Linked DNA regions of Mus musculus: regions 2 and 3 are each linked to region 1. The links are chromatin loops, found by intact Hi-C in ENCODE. Cell type or tissue: left cerebral cortex. All regions are shown on one strand. Region 1 holds the start of Cep350 (centrosomal protein 350). Region 2 overlaps Tor1aip1 (torsin A interacting protein 1). Region 3 holds the start of Tor1aip1 (torsin A interacting protein 1).

Region 1 (2,500 bases):
CATTGTGGAGTTTGCAGATAGAACAACTGCAATGTATAAACACCCAAACTCATGGCAATTCTCCCGTCTCAGCCTTCCAGGTTGGGCTTACTGGCATGTGTCACTATGCCTGGCTTTTCAAGACAATCCTATTGAATAGATACATTAGCTTGGATTCATAGGCATTAAGTGGAGGGTCTGGAGGGCTCAGAGGACACACAAGTGTTGAGAGCATTTTCTACTTTATTGTACCATCTTCAGGGAGATGGAGAGAGAAAAGCTTTGCCAGCAGGAAGTGAGAAGTTTCCACTAATCTTATCTTGGCAGCTGGAGGCAGGGTAGGGATAAAACTTGAGGCACCCTCTGAACGTACTGATTTAATCATTTGCACTGGAGGAATGTGGCTACTTTCATAAAACTGTGAGGGAAACGAACAGACTATGATACACTTGAAAGCCAATATTCTTGAGGGAGTAAAAAGAAATCACAGAGTGTCAAAAAGAAGAGAGATTATCTAGTATCTAGGCATGGTGGTGCAGGTCTGTGATCCTAGCACTCAGGAAGACTGTGAGTTCCATGCCAACCTGCAGGATCTTCTGAGAGAGAGAGAGAGAGAGAGAGAGAGAGAGAGAGAGAGAGAGAGAGTGAGAGAGAGAGAGAGAGAGAGAGAGAGCGCAGTTGAGAACCAATGCTGGAAATTTGATGAAAACAGGAGTTCAGGCTGATAGCAGAGAGCAATGCTGACACCATAACAAAAACCTCATTGCCTTTCTGTTGATCACGAGGTAACGTAGGAGGTGGGAAACTATGTTAGCTTTAGAGTAAAGGAGATTATTTCCCATTGATTGGTGCTATAATATTGGGCAGATAGTGTTTCAGAACCCACTATTAAAAAGTAATCATAACTCAATAAGGGGATTGGATACGTTCTTTAAAATAACTAGGCTGGAGAAAAGGTAAATTTCACTTTTCTTTTTATTACATGTATGTATGTATGTATGTATGTAATCATACATGTCTTCTCATGCACCTGCACGCAATGCAGATCAGAGGACACCTTAGAGGAATCTGCTCTCTTGGTCCACCATTCTGGGTCCGGGGATCAAACTAAGATCGCCAGGCGTGGTGGCAATTCCCTTTACCTGCTAATCCATTTCCCTGCCGCAGTTCCACCTTTCAAATCTTTTTCTTGCTACTGCTTGCGTACTCGGGATCTCCACAACTCTCATTCTTTGCTGAAGTGCTGTTCTCAGGGAGGGTGTATACATTGACATATGTGCAGGACTTTTGTACATTCACGTAGTTCCTGCTGAGGCGCGGCTGTCTTATGGGGAGGATCAGTTATTGTCGTCTGCTTTTATTGATATGGTCAAGGTAGCGAACATTTATTGAACATCTACAGTGTTGTAGTTACTGTGCCAGGCCCTACTGGGTATACATAGAAAAAGGAGACTTTAAGACACCCATGGTACTTTAGATGAGAAATAATTTCGAGGCAAAGTAACTATCGGAGCCCAGAAGGTGGAGAGCTTAGCTGCAGTGAGCACCTAGCGGAAGGTGTCAGGCATTATTCGCAGAAAAGCTGTCCTTTACAGTCTTGACAGACGATAAAATTCACCAAGCGGAGGCTGGTGACAAAGACAAAGCTAAGAGAAAATATGTTGACCCCAGAGGGCTTCTCAAACCACAACACCGAAGGGAAAGGAAACGTAGTTTTTGCTTGTTTTGGAAAGAGCTTAAGCCATCAGTGTGCGTGCTGAACAGAACTGTAAACCCCTGGCCAATGAGAGGGCCGCAGTGACAGCAGCGAGCAGCCGCAAAGCTGCGGTTACTCCGATCCGCCTAGAGTGACGATTCCTTCTGAATCGTCTGCCGGGTCCCGGATCCCTGGGTCACCCTTGTCAAGTCCTCAGCGTGTTTTGGCTCGGGGGTGACCCGCTCAGCCAGAAGGCCCAATTAGCGTCAAAGGGAAGGGGGTGGTCTCCTCTGCGGATAGACTCTGGCTCCTCCCGAGTCCCGCCGAGCTCCCAAAGCGCCACACCAAAGATGGCTTCCCCGCATCCTCTAGCCTCGGGTCCGATCGCGCTCCTCCGTCGGCCACACTCAACATGGCTGGCCTTCACCCAGGGTTGCATTCCTGCGGAACCGTCTCCGGACAGTTCTCGCGAGGTTTGGCGAGTCTCTCTCCCCCCCCCCCCGCCCTCTCCCTCCCTGACTGCTCCCGCCCTGCCTCGCGCCGCCGCCACCGCCACTGCCGCCGGCGCCGCTCCTCCTCCGTGTCAGTTGTTGAGCTGTAATGGCGACTGGGCCGCCGCTGCCGAAGTGACTCCCGGGGCGGGGGAGCGGGGCCGGACCTGCGCCTGAGAGGACTGCGGAGAGCCGCAGCTCGGGAGGGGGCTCGCGGCGGGGCAGAGGAAGGCCGCCTCTGCGCCTCTCCTTCCTTGCCTGCCGCCCGGCGGATCCCGGGAGCCGGGGCGAGGCGGGCACCCGGTGCGTCCCCGGAGCGGGGAGGCCAGGCCGG
Region 2 (2,500 bases), 51 kb before region 1:
ATAAACTAAAACTGCTATATAAAAAGGTAAAATATTATAATAATTTAGTGCTTTGAAAATAAAATTTCAGAGCTGAGCATGATAGTGCATGCCTTTAATCCTAGCATTGAAGAGTCAGAGGCAGGAGAATATCCGTGAGTTCACTCAAAGAGAAAAAAGAAAGGAAAAACTTAAGGGGCCCGTGAAGTGGTTGAAGGGGCCATGACAGTGGCTGCAATGGTAGCAGCCTGAGTCCAATCCCTGGGACTCACATGGTGGAGAGAGGAGCAGCTGCTGCCTCTTGTCCCTGATTACACAAGCACTGGTAAATACATGTGATTTAAAAGTTTAAACTAGTAACATCTAAAGGATGAAAAAAGACTTTAAATAGTGAACAGTTCCTCTAATACAGAATATAAATAACATTTTAATCATTTTCCTATTCCTGGGTTGGGGGCTGTGGGGAGAGGGAGAGGGAGAGAAACAGTTTCGAGCTGCAGTCTTACTATATAGCGTAGGCTGGCTTAAACTCCCTGGGATTCTCCTGCCCGAGCCACTCCTGAATGTTGGAATCCTGGTTGTGCAGCACCATACCAGCAACTTTGCATTTTACTTTAAAGAAAAAGAAAATGAAGGCTGAGTCCTGGGCACCCGGTCTAACACAGCGTGTTGTGGACTAGATTCGCTGTCTGGGAGAAGTGGGGTGCTGGTGGCAAGTTTCTCAGAGTGGTTGGTTTTCTGTTTTCTAGCAAAAATGTTGACAGGTATATTTTAGATACTAATTTATAACTTCTACTATTTTCAAAAGAGCTTTAAGACTTCTACTAATATTATATTAACCTAATTAAATTGATGTGAAAAATTCCAAATTCATAGTAAAATATTTAGAATCACTTTCTGAAATCATACTTCCACCTGTCAGCCAAAAATGAGCAACATGAAAATCAACTCTCCAAAACAACGTTTATTGGAGAATTGCAACTGTTAACAATCCAATGTCATGGTAAAGAGCAAAAAGGAACTTAGAGCTAGGCAGGTCCACTTAACGCTGTTATGAAATAAACCTCACTGGCTACAGGAAGTATTTCAGTAGTCAGGGGTTGCTGTCTGATAGTGTCTAGTTTGGGAACTTGAGTCAGGAGTGCAGGTCAGCTCATCTGAACAGTGCTTTGCCCAGCAATGTGCTAAGTTCACTCTTCAGCACCGTAGCAAAGGAGAGAAGCCTGTGGCTCGCCTGCAAGCTTTGTGTTTCAGCCTCCTACGTAACCACCATTCCACTCGAGGGGCCTCCTTGTGCCTTCAGTTGACTTTGCTTAGGTTTGGCAGTAAACACTGTTGTGATGCTGAAAGCTTTTATGCCCGTTGAGAAAGCAGATGGAGAGAAGAGTTGAAAAGAAATACTCTCCCAATTCTGTAAAGTCTGAGTCATCCTAGTCTCCCACAGTTTTAGTCAGTATTTTTGCCCAGTTACGCTTACATTTGGGTGTAACTTCCATTATTGAAAAAAACAAACTACTGGGTGGTGGGGGTGCACACTTTTAATCCCAGCACTTGGCAGAGGCAGGTGGATCCCTTGAGTTTGAAGCCAGCCTAGTCTACAGAGTTACTTCCAGGACAGCCAGGGCTACACAGTGAAACCGTTTCAAAGAACTGAGGTGGGAGGGGAGGAAGAAGGGAGGGAGAGAGGTGGTGGTGGGGGAACACACAAGCATCATAAACGCCCATGTGAAAGACCTGAAGGTCTTAGAGTTTGGTTAATATGTTTGATTGTCTTTAACGTCCTCATTTTTGAAGAACAGCGATGTACATCACTTGCTGGATCTAAAGGGAATTTGTTCTTTCTGCTCATGCTTCCTCTTTGTCACACCCGTGCACTAAGGACCTTTTTGTCACCTTTGTCACACCCGTGCACTAAGGACCTTTTTGTCACCTTTGTCACACCCGTGCACTAAGGACCTTTTTGTCACCTTTGTCACACCCGTGCACTAAGGACCTTTTGTTCCTTCAGCTTGTTAGGCTTCTGAAGGGAGTCGAGAGTCTGGTAAATGAGAGAATTGGAATGGGAAAACCTGTGGATCTGTACAAATCTGGAATATTTGTCAATGTGCAATTTAATGTTTTCTGCACATAAGTTATATTTAGAATACCAACAGACCTATGAAAGGGAAAAAAAATAGCCAGGCATAGTTCTATACACCTGTGATACCAGCATTCAAGAGATGGATATAATAGGGTGAGACATTTGAAGCCAGCCTTGACTAAGTAGCAAATTTGAGCTTATCCTGGGCTGTTTAAAATTCTGCCTCAAAAACTCAAAACAAACAAAAAAGAAAATTAAATCCCTGGAGCTAGAAAGATTGGATTTGAAGACCTGAGTTCATTTCCAGCATCATGTCATCATGTCAGGCAGCTCTGGCCTCTGCAGGCACTTTACAAATACACTTCAGTAAAAATGAGTGTTTGTTTGTTTTAGATTTATTTATTTATTATATGTAAGTACACTGTAGCTGTCTTCAGACGC
Region 3 (2,500 bases), 62 kb before region 1:
AATCTTTGTAACCTCTCATTTTCTCTGATTGACCAATTATGTATAGAACCTCTTCACTTTCTTTTTCATGTATCCTTCAAACCAGAGTTTAACAAGCCAGCACCCAGGTGTCTTTAGTCATCTGTTGCACACACTGCCTTATGAGCTTAGAATATAAACACTACAAAAATTTATATCCTTTCACTGCTGTACATCTATTAAAGAATTTTTGTGATTGTTGACTGTGTAAATAGGCACTTTACAAACAAAGCATTACTGGAAAAGACACAAGCCAAACATTACCAAGTTATCAGTACTTCTCAGCGTTTTGTAGAAAAAAAAAAGCCACACCCAGTTTTCAGGCTACCACGAATGAGTATCACTTTCGTTTTTCCTTAAGTTTTGTTTTCTAAAAAAGTGCTACCAAGTGTGGTGGCCCACACCCTTAATCCTAGCGTTTGGGGAGCAGCGGCAGGTTGATCTCTGTGAGGCTGAGGCCAGTCTAGTCTACAGTTCCAGGACAGGCAGAGATCACCCTCCCTCCCTCCTTTCACTCACTTACACACACACACACACACACACACACATCTTTAAAAAAAGGGCAGCTGTCTCCTTATGGCTCCCCTTCTTTGTAGTTAATAAACAATGCTAAATGAAGCTCCAAACATGACTCTTGAGTCATCTGTGTTGCTGACCAAATTTATAGACTATTTGTGAAAATTCTAGTAACTGGGAATTTGTCTAAGTTTGAGTAACAACTTAAGGTCATTATTTAAAATACTGGAAAAAGGCAAATACTTTTAAGTTTTTTTTCAAAATCACTGTTATGTGGCTTCCAAATAAAAACTCAAAATCGATTTTTTTTTTTTTTAGGGCTAGGGTATAGCTTATTGGTATACCATTCACGTGAAAATTCAAGAATATGGTTGATATGGCTACGACTCAAAAATGGAAACACACCCCAAGAGTGTAACTAAACACAATTTTAAAGGGTCAACAGGTGAATAAAAATTTTAAACTGGGTAAAAGCAATTTCATAAAGGTCCATGAAACTATAATTTTCGCCATAAGATGACATGCAGAATTGCCTTTCTGATCATTTCTCCTCCCAGGGACATTTGAAAAGGAGTGGCCAAAGTAGCAGGGGAACTGCGCAACAGCTTGGGATCAAGGACTGAAACTTGCCCTTTCCCAAAGCCTCTGGGAGCCAGGACCAGCGCCCCCGGTGGTGGGCAACTGGCCATCAGCAGCTTGGCACAGGCCACTTGTCCTACCACCTCCTGGTCGCCCCCACCTTTCCCTCCAAGGCCAAGGACAGAGACGTCCTCCTCCCCCTTCTCCTCCTCTTTGGTGCCTTCAGCCAGGAGGCGGGAGTGACCCGCAGCAGCTGACCCAGCTCGGGCACTGCCTCTCCGACAGCCCTCAGGACACACCATGGGCCTGGAGGCTGGTTGGTGGCACACGAGCGAGGACGCAGGCGGCGGCCCCGGCGACTCTCAACTGCCTCCCTGACCACTGCGACAACCTCCCCGAAGCCATCGCCACTACCCGCAGCGGAATCTATCTGCGGCCAATCTATCGCCACGAACCGACTACCAGCTACGTAAACAACTATGGCGGGAGAAAGGTGGCAGGCCGAGGGGCCCGGAGAAGGTTGGGCCATCTACGTCACACCCAGAGCCCCCATCCGGGAGGGAAGGCGGAGGCTCGACCCGCGAAATGGCGACAGCAGTGACGCGCCTGCGTACGGAGCTCACCCGTCGCGCCGCGGACGACGGGAAGTGAGGTTTTCAGAGGAGCCGGCAGAAGTGTACGGCGACTTCGAGCCCCGGGCGGCCAAAGAAAGGTCTCCGGGGGGGAGACGAACCCCGCCAGAAAAGTTCCGGCCGGCTTCTGCGGGAGAGGAAGTGAGAGAAAGCGCTTACAACCTTCGCTCTCGACCACGGAGGCAGCGGCGAGCCCAGGAAGCCGAGGAGATGAAGACGCGGAGGTCTGCTCGCCTTGAGCAGCACTCACAGCAGCCGCAGCTGTCTCCGGCCACGAGCGGCCGAGGGTTACGGGACTCTCCGTCCTCCAGTGAGGACCGCGAAGGTAACAGTCTCGGCTGCGGGCTCGGGAGCGCGCGCGGCGGCGGGCACGCGGCGGCAGGCGCGCCCCCGTGGAGGCCGGCCCCGCTCCGGCCCCGCCTGGGTCCTGGTGATTTCTGCGGCCCTTTGGGCGCGCACTCCCGGATTGAGTCCACCCGGACCCTCAAGAGGGAAGGACGCAGTGGGCCGCGCGGGAAGGTGGTGGTGCGAAGTGACCCGAGCGGAGGCGGGCAGCTCTGCCTAGTCCTGGAGCTTCAGTTTGGGGGGTCTAGGTCTCCTCTTTCTGTAGGCTTTTGCTAGAGGTCGGCGGCTAAGCCATTGTCGGAGCCCCAAACTACTCTGCGCTCGGTTTCATTTCCGTCCTCTGAAGTTTCTACTGAAGCCACTTCCATTTCCTTTTTTTTTTTTTTTTTTTTTTTTTTAAATCTCGGGGG

The links. A loop is a pair of places that touch in the nucleus more often than their neighbours do. Peaks named below come from ENCODE experiments on the same cell type or tissue, not always from the same donor. Only the 100,000 strongest peaks of a DNase experiment are listed, where the experiment ranks them.
Region 2: it touches region 1 in a loop (2.2-fold over the local background); 16 of 42 quality-filtered maps call a loop at or near these places.
Region 3: it touches region 1 in a loop (7-fold over the local background); 16 of 42 quality-filtered maps call a loop at or near these places.

What each region holds. Positions count from the first base shown.
Region 1 is chr1:155,972,944-155,975,443 of GRCm38, reverse strand. Cep350 (centrosomal protein 350) reads left to right here and starts at 2,189. Exons shown (of 38, transcript NM_001039184.1): 1 at 2,189-2,500. In left cerebral cortex, a CTCF peak has its summit at 1,531; DNase peaks (open chromatin) are centred at 1,300 and 2,094; H3K4me3 peaks cover 1,532 bases; H3K27ac peaks cover 1,379 bases.
Region 2 is chr1:156,023,873-156,026,372 of GRCm38, reverse strand. The region is part of intron 4 of Tor1aip1 (torsin A interacting protein 1); the gene reads left to right. Gm51653 (a long non-coding RNA gene) reads right to left here. Exons shown (of 3, transcript XR_003948071.1): 3 at 1-591. Among named protein-coding and RNA genes, the nearest start is that of Gm51653, 6.6 kb to the right of the region's middle. In left cerebral cortex, no CTCF peak of the experiment used is centred here; a DNase peak (open chromatin) is centred at 1,325.
Region 3 is chr1:156,035,328-156,037,827 of GRCm38, reverse strand. It overlaps Tor1aip1 (torsin A interacting protein 1), which reads left to right and starts at 1,348. Exons shown (of 10, transcript NM_001160018.1): 1 at 1,348-2,070. The coding sequence starts at 1,593. Tor1aip2 (torsin A interacting protein 2) reads right to left here and starts at 2,164. Exons shown (of 7, transcript NM_172843.4): 1 at 1,720-2,164. In left cerebral cortex, a CTCF peak has its summit at 1,202; DNase peaks (open chromatin) are centred at 1,294 and 1,727; H3K4me3 peaks cover 2,302 bases; H3K27ac peaks cover 2,357 bases.